Linked DNA regions of Homo sapiens: region 1 is linked to region 2. The links are chromatin loops, found by intact Hi-C in ENCODE. Cell type or tissue: IMR-90. All regions are shown on one strand.

Region 1 (8,000 bases), 270 kb after region 2:
TAGATGCTCAACAAATATTTGTAGACTGCTTAGTTTACCATTCAGGAAATATACACATCACTTTTCCTATTGCAGGTCCTGGGCTAGATCTTGCTAAGGACAAGGACATCCTAATACCCAGGAGGGGAATTAGATCCAGCTTGGCATAATGCAAAGCGGAATTAATAAAGGTTTTAGCCAACACCCAAAGGGCAGAGCAGTGGAGATGGAAATAAGACTTACTTCATATTTCGCAGGAGCTCTCATTTCCTTTTTAGCGCCTGCGTTTTCAGAGCAAATGCCCTTCATAGGGGGGCGCAAAAGCAGGTGAGCCCAGAGAACAGAAGCGGCAGCAGGCTAGCGGAGAAGTGAGAAAACAGGGAAAACCGGGGGACTCCTGGGCCCGTCTGGTTTTGAAAAGAGGGCAAAATGCATTTAGTCACTTTTCTCCTCCGTCCCGCAAATCTCTCAGGATGTGAAATTGTCCGGGGAGGGGCGTGTTACATCACTGAGAGACAGAGGACCTGTCCTTGCTCCAAGAGGCACAGCTTAGGAAACCTAGGAATCCACCTCTGGCGCCTTCTAGAAAACCGCCCACTCCTGCTCCCTAAGAAAAGGAAACCCACGTGACTGGGCGAAAGGGGAGAGCCCGGCGACCTGGAGCCAGCGAGGCTGGGGGCCCGGCGAGGGCCGGGCTGGGCGCGGGGCTGCTTCAAGGAACTGCCGCGCGCTGCGAATCGGGGGCGCGGGCTGGCACTGGGCTCCGCCCGCGGGCCAGAGGCGGGGTAGGGGCGGGACAGGCGCGAGCCTCCGGCACTGGGAACTGGAGCCGAAGCCACCAAGTGCTGGCCCTCCGCCCCTCCCCGTACGGCACCGCCTCCCGCAGCCCGGGGAGGGGCCGGGGCGGAGCGAGCCCGGCCGAGCCGGGAGGAGCGGGCGCGGGCGCTGGCAGAGCGCGGCGCGGGGCCGGCGGCGAAGGTCCGGGGTGGAATCGACGTCGCTGCGGCTGCCGACGACCCACACCCGGCCGGCCGCCTCCGCAGACCCACCTTGGCCGCGCGGCAGGGGGCGCGCAGAGCCCCGAGGGAGCGAGTCCCCGCGCGTGGCAGCTCGGCGGCTTCTCCCTTCGGGAGGTCCGGCTCCCGGCTCTCCGGACCCGCCTGGCGTCCTCGCCTGCGGCGGGGCGGACGACAGCGGCGCCCAGGAATGGCTTCGGCGGGCAGCGGCATGGAGGAGGTGCGCGTGTCGGTGCTGACCCCCTTGAAGCTGGTCGGGCTGGTGTGCATCTTCCTGGCGCTGTGTCTGGACCTGGGGGCGGTGCTGAGCCCGGCCTGGGTCACAGCTGACCACCAGTACTACCTGTCGTTGTGGGAGTCCTGCCGGAAACCCGCCAGCTTGGACATCTGGCACTGCGAGTCCACGCTCAGCAGCGGTGAGGGCCTGGCGCGCCGCGACCCCTGCCTCCCGCCCCGGACTGCCCCGCGCCCCACTGCCAGGACAGTCACCGCCTGTCCCCACGTCCCCGCATCCTCTGCCCTGGCCCGTCCCACCCCGTCCAGGCCCTTCTCGGATCCTGGGGCTCCCGCCACCTCCCTGGCATCCACCCCTCTTCCCTCCCCATCCCTGGTCGCCAAACCTAAAGCGACAGCCCACGCCCTCTCCCTTCCCCGTGGCCATTCCTCCTGTTCTGGAGTAACACGTACGCTATTTTGGGTATTTGTTATCATTTGAGGCGAGAGCCATGTGGCTGTGTAAAAAAATGCGACGCCTTCCACACCCCCGTTAAAAAAGAAGCAGGCAAAAACGCCCCAACTCCACCGAGATGCTGCGGGGGTTCGCTGTTCGGTCTTCCCCACTCTTTTTCCTTCCTCTCTCGAGGACGAATTTGCCTAGTGTTCACATTTCTGCCGGTTCCACTCCACCTTATCTGCGTTTTCACCAATGTATTTCGGTTTGGATTTTATTTCCTTACGTTTTTGATGGATATGAAGAGTTGAGAGAGGGACAGGCTTGTTTTCCTTTCCTTTTTTGGTGACGCCGCCGTTGATTGTGAGTTGCCTTTCTTTCTCTGCCACTCTAAGTAACTCTTCTCTCCTCCAGACCTTTCTTTTCTCCATGAGCTACTCACAGATGCCTAGAAAGTTGTGCTTTATTCCGCCAGCGCTGAAAGCTGCAAATGGATAAGATGGGGGTGGGGAGTGGAGAATAAGGTAGCTACTGAGGCTACCAGTCCCAGGGGGCTTTACTGCTTTCCGCCCTCCCTGACCCTCCAGTTGCCTTCCCCGGCGCCCCAGTTATGCCCTTAGCAAAAATCAGTCAACTTATGATTTCTCGCTACAAACCCCTTCCTTTCTAATTTTGATTCTTCAACTGCTGGTGTCAGCGAAGAGAAAGGGAAATAAAGAGAGAGGACCTGCCGGCGATTTTCTTTCTTTCTCTCTCTTTCTCTCTCTCTCTCTCACACACACATACACAGACTCACACACACACACATAGACACCTGAGAAACTCATTACATTCCTTCCAGTTTCATGTCTTCTCTGGGACTATTTATAAAGCTTTCCTGGAAACGTTTCAAGTTGTAACAAAGTTGAAATAGCACAAAAAGCCACAAAAATCTGATTTTCTTTTGTCTTTGGTTTCCTGTTATAACACAGGAAAATTTGACCAAGTTTCTTCTGTAAATTTAATTTTGTGTTTAAAAAAGGCTTTTTCTTTGATACTACCTCAAAATTCCCATTGAAGGGTTTCCTCTTTGTTGGTTAATTCACTGTGGAGGGAACTGGTTGGCAGCAGGAGGTCAACATTTAGGTCCTTCAATTCTTTCAGGGTTGGCAGTTTACAACTAAAGATAAAATAAATCGGCAGAATTTCTTTCTTCGGTAACCAGGGGATCCAAATAAACTTTGGCGAAAATATCTCCTTTCCCCTCTTCAATAATAAAATTTATGTAGGAATGACAGCTACTGCACGACTCCTTGGCAACGTGAATGTTTTGCCCCTTTCTCTCTGTCTCCTGAAATAATAGACCCCTGATTGCATAAAGACTTTTCAGATAGGTTAGAGAAACCAGTTTCAACTCACATTTGCTTTTCAAGCCAGTACCCTTTTTTCTTGGCCAGGAATGTAGGGAATGGGGAGAAGCCAGCTCGAGTTTGCAGAGCAACATACAGTGTTTGCTAACCTTTTCTTAATTGCCTCCATACCCATTTATCTCAGCTTTTTTCCTCTCTAGTCAAGGAAATATGGAGACGCAAGCCTAATGCAAATATAGCGGTAATAGCACTCTGCAAAGTAAAAATCAAAGGCAGGCCCAGTTTGGGATTTTTCCCTGTTTATTCTACCCCCTTGCTGAAAGTCATAGCCCAGCGTATATTTCTATTTGGATTTCTGAAAATCAGCTTTCATCTTATCTTGCCTTAAAAAAATAGTTTTCAGCCCAGATAAAGTAGAATTCATAAGCAAATGGGTAAAAAGTAGAGATGATTTTGTTAGAGGTTTTCTGGAACAAGTTCTTGACTTTGTGTATATATAATAGCAGTTCATTTTTTGCTCTCCACGGTGATGGTGGGACACAGGGCGGGGGTGGAGGAAAGGAAACAAGATATGGAAAATTGCTCTGTGTCCCCACTTTACAAAATGTACTTTCTTATGTTATGTGAATTTGAAGCTTCTGTCCGCCAGTGTTTTGAAAGGAAGGGGAATGCCCGAATCAAAACCAGCAGTGCTTTTCTTGTCTGTTCCAAAGGGCAAGCAGCTTTTTTCGTCTGTTTGCTGTGTGGAGTAGCAGAAAACAGGGAGGGAAATGTCTTCTCTGAAGATTTTGAGAGATCCACATCTTTGTCTTTCAAAATAAATTACCTTGGGAGGAACCACCAAGGACACTTTTACTGAAGGCCCTTCACCAGGATCTTTAAGGCTTAATTAAAAATGTTTGTCTTAATTAGAATTAAAACTGCTGTGAAGAGGCAGGCCTGTATTTACTGAAGGAGCATTTCAGGAATGTTTCTACTCACAATAGTATGCCCTACTTAGACCCAGTTTCTACTGAAACTTTCCCCTAAGCCATTATTTTTAAACTTGCATTTTAATTTTGGTACCAAATGTGCATCATTTGCTGTTTATAACCTGTTTTATGATTTTAAGCAAAAGTAGAACCATGCCTCTTGTGTTCTGGTGTATTGAAGGTTGCGTCAGCTCTTCTAGTACGAACCACTAATCCGGTTGTCAGTCAGCCGTAATGCTTTTCTCTGGTGTTCCAATTCAATGTATGGAGGACAGTTGAGGCACTCATCTTAAGTTCTAAGTGTTCCAGAAAGACATATGAGAAAGCGGCTAATTGACTGTGATTAATGGTGGAAAGAGAAAAAAAAAATAAAGTGTGCTTGTTAGGAAGTTTAGAATACGCAGTACTCACATGGCTGCCGGCCACAGAATTCTTTCTAAGGGTAGTTTTCCCCAGTACTGTTTTGGGGAACCTTTTAATAAACCTTAAATCTTACACAAATTATAGTAATATTTTAGACTTCTGCTTAGTCACATTTAGTTTGCTAACTTTATTTCTAGGATATAGTTGCTAGGATTTCACAGCAATTACAAGAATCCTTAGTGTAAATAGGATTGGCACAAGTGTATACAGAATGCTGATGCCCTAAATTTGATATCAAATGTGCTCTATAACCTCTAAGGAGACTTTACATTTCTTCTTTAAAATGTATAAATACATAGCTATTTCATGTAAAGCAGATTGCTTTTTGGTGTCTGTGTAATTTGTTGACTAAGGAGAAAGCAAGGACATACAGATGGCCAAATGAACACTTTTACTAACAGTAATTTAGGGATATAACAAATTCATTTTTCCTTTTTTTATCCCAAAATACTTGATCAAATAGTACCTTTTTTCAAGGGATATTGTTAACATCATTCACATACTATCCTAAAAATAGCTGCATTTGTAACGTGAGTCATTGGTAGTTTTGAAATGGCAGTATACCATATGCTAATAACAGGTGAATATTATCATTTCTAATTGACAAGAAATTCTTTTTAGAGTGCTTTATATGTAGATCTTTTTTTAACTTTAGTATAAAAAGCTACTTTAAAAGGAATTTATAAGAAAGCCTATCTTAGGTGTTAAAGATAAATGGAACTGCCTAACCACCTGCACGTCTTAGCAAATCTGAGATATAGTGATTCTGAGTTCAAACATGTTTCATCTGTTCATATTTTGCATTTATTCCTTAATTCGAAAACACAGTTTCATTAGGAAACCTCACAATGTGATTTGCTCCGGGGAAGGTTCAGCTTGTTGCTTGAAATGTGTTGATATTGATGCATTTTTACAAATAGCTCCGCAAGCCTGGAAGTCACTATTGTTATACCCACTTCTGGCTTCCTTGAAAAGAACATAAGAAGAATAAATGCAGTTTTGTTTAACCTAGACATCATAGACGGGTGGACAGTTAAGAGTACCAGAGAGCACCAAAACTTTCTCCACTGATAAGCCAGAGAAAACCAAGTATAACTTATTTCAAGATCTTCCTGATGACTTTCTCTTAATGTCTTTTAGATTTTCAGGTTCCTTAGATTTACTTTTACAAAGGACATTTTAATGTGTGAACAGATATAATTTCTCTTTTGCTCACATTCATAGAAGGATTATAATTCCCAGGGAGCCACTTAGATCAGTCTTGGCAGCTAAGGGATTTGATGGGTGTGGGAAAAGCCTGGCCTTTCGTAAAACATTTCAAAACAAAACAAAAACAAACAAAAGAATATCTCAAGCAATAGATTTTACTTGCTGTCGGGAATACATTTCAAGAAATTTCCTGCAAGTTTTTGTTTAATAGTAAGACCACTTGCAGAGACCATAGATATAGTCAGTGCTACTAGACATGCTAGTGAAAGGAATATAGATGCTTCAAAATGTGTCTCTGGAATACCTAACCTAAATACCACAGCAGGGAGCTCTCTGAACCACTTCTGGTTCTGAGGGCTACCCCAAAATAACTAACCGAATAAATAAATAAATACCACAACAAACTTCCATGTGAGCTATGCTAAATTGTAATGTAATTCTGTATCAGAGTAGAGTAGTATGTTGGAGAATAAATGAGACATTGGATTCTAACTGACCTGAACTTGGCCACTTACCAATCATGTGACCTCATACAACTTAATGTCCTCAAATGGTTTATCATAAAGATTAAATATATGAAAGTGCCTGTTTGTTAGTGTTATGTTTCTTCCTGGTTACGTATTCAGAAAATCCCAGTGATACTTTTTTCAATAATTGAAGATTTTTCCCCTTTAAGTAGTAAAATCTCTGCATTGCATAATGAATTGCATAATGAAGTACTTTGTCAATTTCAAATTTAAATTTTGATATGCATTACCTAACATTTAACAATGCTCTTGGTAGATCATGATCACAAAACTATTATCCTTTTATTCAGTCCTATTACAAGCCAGACACCTCAGTTATTCCCAATGTCACAATAAACTTGCAAGGTAGCTAAAGTTATCCCTATATATTATTGAGGAAACTTTGGATTTTTGTTAAGATTACCAAGGTCTCAATTAACTAGTGGTAAAGATGGATTCTTACCAAGAGTATTCCAGTTGCTAATGCTGGGAAACTAACCACAACAAAAGTTAGTCGTGTAAAATAACCATTTTATTATACTCATGAATTCTGTGGGTCAGGAATTCAGATAGGACATAATGAGGATGGATGTCTGGAGCCCTTGTGGAAGATAACTTGAATGGCTAGGAACCAGAACGTCTGGAACTGTAGGGTCATTTTCCAAATGATTTCGCTCACAGGTTTGGCACCTTGGTGGGGAAGGCTGTGAGATACTGGGCAAAGCTGTGACTCTCCCTGGAATGCCTACAGGTGGCCTTTCTAGCATTGTGGTCTTAGGATATTGGAATTCTTACAAATTGAGTGGGTCCCGCAGGACAAGAGTCATAAGAGCCAGAATCTCTCTGAACTAGGCTGAGAAATCACACATGTCTTCTACCACATTCAGTTGGTTACAAAGGAGCCATATGGCCAGCTTGGATTTAAGGGAAGGAGAATTGAATACCACCTTTTGATGGAGCAGTGGCAAGTTCACATTGTAGAAGAGAATGTGGGATAGGAGTTGCTGTTGGGCCGTGTTTGGAGCACACAGTCTGACACTGAGTCTAACTGCAAATCTGCATTCTTTATTGCCTTTGAAGAACAACAACAACAACAACAAACGGCCAACCAGTTTGTCTTTGCTTTGTAGCTTCTGTACTTAAGAACTTTGAATTGATTATATAAATAATGTCTGACTGGGACAAAACCTTCCCTCAGCCAGCATATGGCTTTAATGACTGGTTACTTGTACTTTGGATATGAGATGGAATGAACTCGAGAACCTAACTTTTCCACAAACAGAGAGATACATGTAAAACCTTCCAAAATCTTTGGTTTAGTCTCAAACAACCAAGGCTCAAACTGATTATGAATCTGGAATGTAATTTGCTACTTTATGTTGTATGATAAAATTTTATTCTTTTTTTAGAAAGTTATGAATGCATCTGATGATACGCTTGCTACATGAACACTAAAACATTAAAATTCCAGACAGGAGCCAAGTTTTATAGTGCTAGAGAAGTGTTGGAGTTAGAGTTATTTTTTGTTTGTTTCCTTTTCCTTTGTTTTAATAACATAGCTCTTCTCTTAACTACTGCCCATGTATTGAATCTCAGAGTTGTAACGTGTTTAATAAAATAGACAAGATTTTTAACATAATCCAGTCTAATCAAATTTATTACATGATTAAGGAAAATGAAGAAGGATACAATGTTAAACACTCAATAGAGAGGGTACATTTTGCCATAGTATTTTTGGAGGGTTGGTTTTTAAAATGTTCTGTAATATTGTAGATAACTGTCACTTGGTGTTTGAAGTATTGTTGAATGATGTCATGTATGGAAGCTTGGATGAAGAGGTGAAGGACTGCATGTGAAATAGCTGCCCACTTTTTGTA
Region 2 (8,000 bases):
AATTCACATTTTAAGCCATATCCAGCAAGAAGAATGTCCGTATTCAGCATAATATACGAGCTAGAAAAACAGTTATATTGACTTTGATAGTAATTCTGTGGTTGATGCTTAAAATATTTTCATCAGTAACTCTGTGAAGACACAGCTTGAGATCAGGCAAGTTTGTGAACTTGACTCATGTGAAGGTTATAATTAAAAATACAATTGGGAAGGGTTAGCAAGATGTTAAAATGTCTTATAGACAGTTTGACAAAGCCATGGTCAGAAAAAATCCTTAAAGATCAGAGGTGGGAGTAATAAAACCTAAAGAGGAGATAGTAAAATAATTTTTAGGAAGATTAATTCTAGTTTACTGTATATTTCTACCTCAAGTAATTTAATCTGAAGATTATTTTCTTCTATGTACAAAATGACATATACAAGAATGTTTATTATCACATTGTTTTTAACAGTGGAAGATTGAGGGCAGCCAAAATATCCATCAGTAGAAGAGATAAAAGATGTCCAAATCCAAATTAAAGACATTAATATGCATTAGGTGGATCTGTACATACTGACATGGAAAAATGAGTGAGATATGTTGCACGAAAAAATTGCAGAACATTTTGGATTTGTATAGAAAGGTTTGGAGGCTTTTTCAGCAAGCTATTTGTAATAATCTGGAAGGTGAAGTCACCAGGGAGTTCCACTATCTACATTTATGAACACAGGTGCAGAAAAACTAAGCAATATATTTAAAAAATCAAATCCATATTGTTTAGTTTTTCAGCATCTGTGTTCATGAGTGAGTTTGGGAGGTAATTATCATTTCATAGTGTCCCTGTCAGATTTTGACATTGGGTTATGTTGGCTTTGTAGAACTTTGGAAATCTTGCTCACTTTCTGGTGGAATTTATATAATATTGGTGTCATTTAATTTGTTCCTTATTTATTTGGAAAGAAATTACTGGTGAAGCCAATTGAACTCAGAATTTGCTTTGAGAGTAGGTTTTGAATTACAGACACATTTATTAGATATAGAAACAATTGACTTTCCCTTTATTCTTATTCATTTTTGTTAAATTATGTCAATTAAGTTATTATCATAATATTGCTTATATCTTTCTATAATCACTTAATATCAATAAAATCTGTAGTAATATCTTCTTTTTAATCTTTATACTTATTATTTGTGCCTCCTCTCTTTGATTAATTTTTTTTGTTTTTTGTTTTTTGAGACGGAGTCTCACTCTGTCGCCAGGCTGAAGTGCAGTGGCGTGATTTCAGCTCACTGCAATCTCCGCCTCTCGGTTTCAAGCGATTCTCCATCCTCAGTCTCCTGAGTAGCTGGGACTAAAGGTGTGCACCACCACGCCCAGCTAATTTTTGTATTTTTAGTAGAGACAGGGTTTTACCATGTTGGCCAGGATGGTCTTGATCTCTTGACCTCATGATCCGCCCACATCGGCCTCCCAAAGTGCTGGGATTCCAGGTGTGAGCCACCACGCTGGGCCTAATGTTGTTTTTAAAAGAACCAACTTTGGTTTTGTTGATTTCATTTTATAATTGTTTCTTATTTATCGGATTTCTGCATGTATCATTATTTTTTCTTCTAATTCTTTGGGTTAATTTCCTGTCCTCATCTAAATATATAGATTGTTAATTTTCAGTCTTATTTTCTAATATTTATACTTGAGTCTATGAATTTTTATTTATTAATGTCTTTAGTTGCATGCCACATATTTTTATATGCCAACTATGTTACCATTTATTTCACAGCAACTTAAAATATCCATTGTCATTCTTGTTTGATACAATTTAGTTATAACTATACAGTTTAATATCAAATATTAAGGAATTTTTCTGTTTATCTTTTTGATACTGATTTTTTATTTAATTCTACTCTCTGCAATAAACATCATCCCTTTAAATTGTGTCAAAGCTTGTTTCATGGTCTGTAATATGGTTAATATTGATAACTTTCCAAGTACACTAGAAAAGAGTATATATTGTAACTACGGAACAGTGTTGTATATGTCAACTAGGTCAAGTTCATGAATGTTGTTCTTCAATCCCAAAGAAACTCCAGCAAGTTTTGTTTATTTATTCATAAAAATTTGACTCTAAAGGGAGAGAAACAGAAAAGATTTGGTCAATCTCAATGTATTTTATTACCCACAGGACCTTGGCCTCACAAGTTCTCACTTCTTTTATTGCTTTCTGATGCTTTTACATAGCTGTTCTTTTCTATTTTGCTTAGCTTTTATAGCTATGCTCAATGGTAGAGTTGTTTTGAAATAAGTTACTCTGTCAAAAATGAAAATGGAACTCTCCCATCACCACATTTTCCCTGTTGACATTACTATTCCAAGTAGAATGAGTACATTTTCTTAAAATATCACACAAATAATCTATTTCTGGGGTGAAAATATTTTTTCATGTTGCTCGAATTTATTATATAGTTATTTAAACAGTGTGTTTCTAGAAAACAGAATGGATAACAGAATATAAATCAAAACTCTTTCAAAAGTGTATCAATTATATGTAGGAAATGGCAGCATTTATCTAAAATCATCATGCTTCATAAGAGCTTGCCCAACTGTAGATAGAGTAAATCACTTTTCTTTTGGAGACACGTTGCTCAGATCTGAGCCAAAGTTAAGCAAACTTCAGAGAACATAGAAATCTACCCATACCTGTAGCAAAAGGTTTTCTGCCTTAAGCCAAATTGATAAATGTATGTTGCACATGTATATGGTGATTGATTGTAAATTTCTGTGTTTGTATTAACATGCCTGTGTAACATGACTATGGGTATATATATTTATGTTCATATAATTTCTTTAACGGGTATATATGGCTGGCTTATCTTTAAATATCTAGGAAGAGTTATGTATATTTGTGGCTAGGCATGCGGGATGCTAGGCCTATGAGTACATGAGTGTACACCTGGCATGGCCCAACATGTGTCTGAAAGCTGCTGTGTCCAAATGGAGGGGTTCAGGGACCTGGAGAGAAGGTATCCCAGGGTAGGGATACGGAACAAAGAAGGTAGTCACTTGATAGTGTAAATACTGGACCTTAGTATGTTTTTGGCACTTTATGCCCAATACACTGACCTTTCACCTGATCCCTTATGTTTATTATTTATATCCTTTCTCCTAAAAGGTCTTCTGCTAAAGTACACTGAAAACAATCCAATTTCTGTGGGCTAAGAAACTCCGAATGAGGCCTTGATTCCTGCTAAATTTCTAAACGCCTGTCTTTTTTCTACCCCTAGATGTGGAGCTCCATCTTTTGTTTTCAGCAAAAAGCTTTCCATGAACCACAATGCTTGCACCTATCTGGCCGTAAGTGTGGCCCCTTCCCATATGCTCTTGCTGCATTTATGAATTACATCAGGTTGAATACACTAGGGAATTTTATGATACTTTGAATACTAGTTTCAGCAACCACACTACATATTTCCTTCTTATTCACCTTCCAACCATCACAGTCTCAAAATAGCTTCCTAATATTACAGACCCAGAGGAGCTTGTAGTTCAGTACATCTACACAAGGCATAATAGGAATGCTCATTCACAAAACTCATTATGAAAGCGTCCATAATGCAATGCTCATTCACGATTTCTAGGGCCAGCAAAACACTTCCATATACTAAGACTAAATACAATAACAGGTTGGATAAATTGAACTATATGAGAGTAGAAAAGGTAGGAGATGATTTTAAATACTTACTATAATAATTAATTCTACATTTACTGCCCAACTTAATTGATATTACAGAAGAAATTCAAAAGGACATTCGAATATTCTCTCTAGAATTCGAATGAAAAAGAAACATTATTATAATTTTCTAAAAGTTGGAGAATCCCAGGAAACAATTTATAGCAGGAGATTCTGAAAGTGCCCAAATCTTGTATGGAATAAATACGATTACAAAGGAGACATTGTGGGTTCATCGAAAACAAGTCACACTGAAATAACTTTATGTCCTTTTTATGGAGTATCAGTACATTAGTATTCTAAGTGAAAGTTGTTGGCATTATTTCTTGATTGCAATAAGACATATGAGATGTACCTAACAGAATCATTTGGAGAAAATGTAGACATGAGCTAAGAATAATTAGGTAGATTTACAGCTGGTTAAATCTCCATATCCAAAGAGTATTTTTAACCAATCAGAGTTAACCTGAATCAGCTATCTTGGCAAGTAGCTATAGATCCTATTGAATTGGCAGCCTTTAGGGGGGAGTCTTGTTGCTTCCAACCTTCCCTCTGGTTCCACCTTGTGGCTACTTTTCCACTGATCATTTGCCATAGCACTTATCTTGCTTTGTGCGTATGTTGAACATCAGTTATTTAACAGAGTTGTGATTATATAACTTGGTGTGGTGCTGCTGAGCTACTTCCTGGTGCATCTGAGAATGAAAATGAATAGAACAAGTCTGTCTTCAGGACATGGATCATGGTCCAGGTCTGTAGGTATAAGTGTTAAATGAGTCCACTAAAGAGAATCAGAATAGGGAATCACTATGTTACATGCCACGCAGTTCCCATAAAATATTATTGTTTCTTCTCTGAGGCATAGCTTTTCCTGGATCACGCATTTGTTCTTATTCCCCTGATATTATTGTCCTCTTCTTTTTTCTTTTATTGCCTGCAGATTTACCTCTGTTGTTATACAGTAACACTAGCACAAATATTAGACACACTGTGTTAGTTCAGAGTTTTGTGGATTCTAAGCACATATTTATTTTATTTAAATAGACAGGCAGGTTGGGAATATCTCCTGGAAGCTGATGACACTAAGGCTCAGGAACGTGAGGAGTACTAATAAAGCTGTCACAGCTGGGGCTTTTTTGTGAAGTTTGAGCTCCAGATCAGTCTTTTTGAAGAATTATCTAGTTTGCTACCTCCTTCATTATACTGCTGAGCAGAAAATTCTCACTGTCTCCAGAAATCTAAAAGCAGAGAACACCTTGCATGCTTTCACCCTCTTGTCTAGCCATGATTCCAACACATGAATTTTCGCCAGCCTAGTCATGAGAACAAACGTGACTCATACCTCATGGGTCATCAGAACAAATTTCTCAAAGCACAGACACACTGGGTCTCAATTTGAACTGGAATACAGTGTCTTTTCCCCCAGAAGCTTCTCTAGTAACCACAGCAAAAACAATCTGAACCCCAACAATATGTACTGGATGGAGGTCGACCACATAAAGTGATCTTTGCACTTTTACTTGGCAACATCCTTTTTTTTTTTTTAACCTGCTAACAGCACCGTGCCATAGTCTATCAGGAATGAAGAAAATTTCCAGTGATCCTCCAATACACAATTATCAGCAGTTTTCATCATGACCGTCATCATAAAGAATATTTACTGAACAATAACCACAGCCTGTAACTATGTACCATGTACAATGTTAAGTGCTATACACTCATGATCTCAGTTAACCCTACACAACCCTGAGAGGCAGGAATTAACAACATTTAGTCTGTGAATAAACTGAAACCTAAGGAGGCTGCGAGCCCGACATCGCAGAAATAGTCAATTGTAGAGCTGGGATTTGAAACTGTGTCTGTCTCATGCATATAGCACCCAACACAACACTACTCATAGATCCCGACTCATGCAGCAGCAGCAACAATAAAATGTACTCTTCCTCGTATTTCTTCCCTCCACTCCTGTTGTGTAACAGATTTAAGCTGGATATGAATTATTGAACCAAATGATCTCTTTGTCTTAAAAACTTTTAGATTCTACAAACCAAATCTGCAGACTTTCCCCGTACCAGCCCAGAAAGTAGCAGAAATTAGGTATAAAGAGTAAGTCAGACCCCACACTTCCAGTGATGAGAAACATTCCAGAGCTGCAACAGAGAGGGTCTTGCTTTTATTTTGAAAGAAACTTTATGCCACACAATAAACAATGGAAACATCCCATGATAGTATTTGCCAACATGGCTCAGCACACTTTAGCAGAGAATAAACAAACACTGGACATGACGAAAGGAAATTGGGAAGAGGTCAAGTGCTATGCTCTCCCTGTACATTGATTCACTGCTCCAGGCTTTGGATGATTTGCTGTAAATTCATTTTTTCACACCATGGTTTCCTGAGGTTTGGATTGTGTGCTAGCTGTGTGGCTTGTAATTTAAGGACCATTCAGTCATTAAGTTCTTTTGAAAAAAATGCCTTCTTATGAAGCAAACAAATATAGAGCTAATAATATTAAAATAAAAAGAATTGAATAATATCTTATTTAATAGATTGTATTATAATAGATAATGCCCAATAGAAGCATGTGGGATAGTGGATTTCTCTAATGTTACATGAATATGTGCAGGTACTACATGCAAATCAGAAAATCCTGAAAATATGACAAATAATGGCACTCACAATCTTGATCATTGTACATTTTGACACCCAAGGCTTTAATGAGGCAACAGTGAAGTCATCATTTGATGAATGCTGAAGGTTTTTAGATTTCCTCGAGGTTATAGAAACAAAATTTGGATGGCTATTTCTATGTTAAGTGACAGTGCAAAAATACCTCAGGCCTCTGACTAGTTTTGTTGCTCTCCAATGCTTGTTTCACAAAAATTGCTGATGACATGGCATTAACAAGTTTTATTTTTGCTGTCAGTTATTTTATTTGCCTATCCAGATGCAATTATAAACTAAAAAGACAAAATTATGCACTATATATCATGTCAAAAATAACCATTACTTTTCCTAAAATATTACTGAAGTAATTCTCAAATAATTCTTTATTGGTTCTTTTGAATTTTAATAAGTGAAGTAAATCTTACTGACTAAAATTCAGGGTACGTAATAACTAATTGATAAGCACTTAAATTAGTGGCTGGAAGGTAAGTAAAATTATTATTTCCAAAGTGGATCCACAGTTCATTAACCGCAATTGTCATTTTCTACTATGTGATGGAAGAAAGTCACTTTACTTAAGATTAAATTAACATCTGATGTTACACAAATGTTCCATCAACTTTCTTAATGGCTTATTTCAAAAATCATGTATTAGAGAAACCAGAAAAAGTTATATCTTTCAGTTTAAACTCAATGTACAGAATCAATGTGTCCCTCTCTTCACTTCCAACAATGTAATGAATTTTAATAGCCACTTCTATCTACCCTGTTGCCAGGTCAGGCAGCAGCATTATTCCATGTTTGTCAATTAAGACGTAACACTAAATGGAGATTATATGTCTAAACATGCTCCAACTAGTGACAGACCTTTGATCTAGAACTCTGAGTCATGGGCCACTATTTCCTCTGATGAAAACTAGGCTGTTCTATTTTCAGCTCCAGGTGATAAGATACTGCTTGTCCTGTTACCTCAAGCCAAAGATTTGACACAATGTAGCAGCAAGGTGCTTATGACACTAAATGTTTCCTCATGAGCCATATGGAGATAAAAACATTTTTTCTCCCTGTGCACAGGGTCTACATAGTCTTCAGAGATATTGACACCCTTGATTTAATCAGATGGTTAAAGAGAGTTATAATGGAATCAGATACAGAAGAGTCTTGGGCTCCAGTTTATCTAACACTTAGTTTCTATATAAGCTCCTAAAGAGGAAGTACTCTTGCCATATTTGTCTTTCCTATCTCCTGGTGCAGGTCAGACTCAGGCAGGCATTTAGTATATTATTGCTGACTTGTTTCACTGTCTTGACTCCTGGACAGCCTGGTGCCTCAAAATAGAAGATATCTGAGGTCATGACTGCTATATATGCTGAGACTGCCTTCTAGTTGCCGGATATAATCAGAAATGATACGGATAATGAAGGTAGAGATGTATGTGTGTGCTTTTGTGTGTGTGTGTGTGTGTGTGTGTGTGTGTGTGAGAGAGAGAGAGAGAGAGAAAGAGAGAGACAGAGACAGAGATACCGTTCCCATCTGTGTTTTAGGAGTGCATGCCAATTTCAAAACTGTATGAAAAGCAAGTCTAAAAGCATTTTATTTATTCCATTTATTAATTAAATTCCCCTCAT

The links. Peaks named below come from ENCODE experiments on the same cell type or tissue, not always from the same donor. Only the 100,000 strongest peaks of a DNase experiment are listed, where the experiment ranks them.
Region 1: it touches region 2 in a loop (6-fold over the local background); 4 of 110 quality-filtered maps call a loop at or near these places.

What each region holds. Positions count from the first base shown.
Region 1 is chrX:34,650,215-34,658,214 of GRCh38, reverse strand. TMEM47 (transmembrane protein 47) reads left to right here and starts at 930. Exons shown (of 3, transcript NM_031442.4): 1 at 930-1,411. The coding sequence starts at 1,186. In IMR-90, no CTCF peak of the experiment used is centred here; DNase peaks (open chromatin) are centred at 554 and 834; H3K4me3 peaks cover 4,907 bases; H3K27ac peaks cover 2,793 bases.
Region 2 is chrX:34,915,320-34,923,319 of GRCh38, reverse strand. No RefSeq gene overlaps it. Among named protein-coding and RNA genes, the nearest start is that of FAM47B, 23 kb to the left of the region's middle. In IMR-90, a CTCF peak has its summit at 4,264 (motif pointing left); DNase peaks (open chromatin) are centred at 4,249 and 5,019.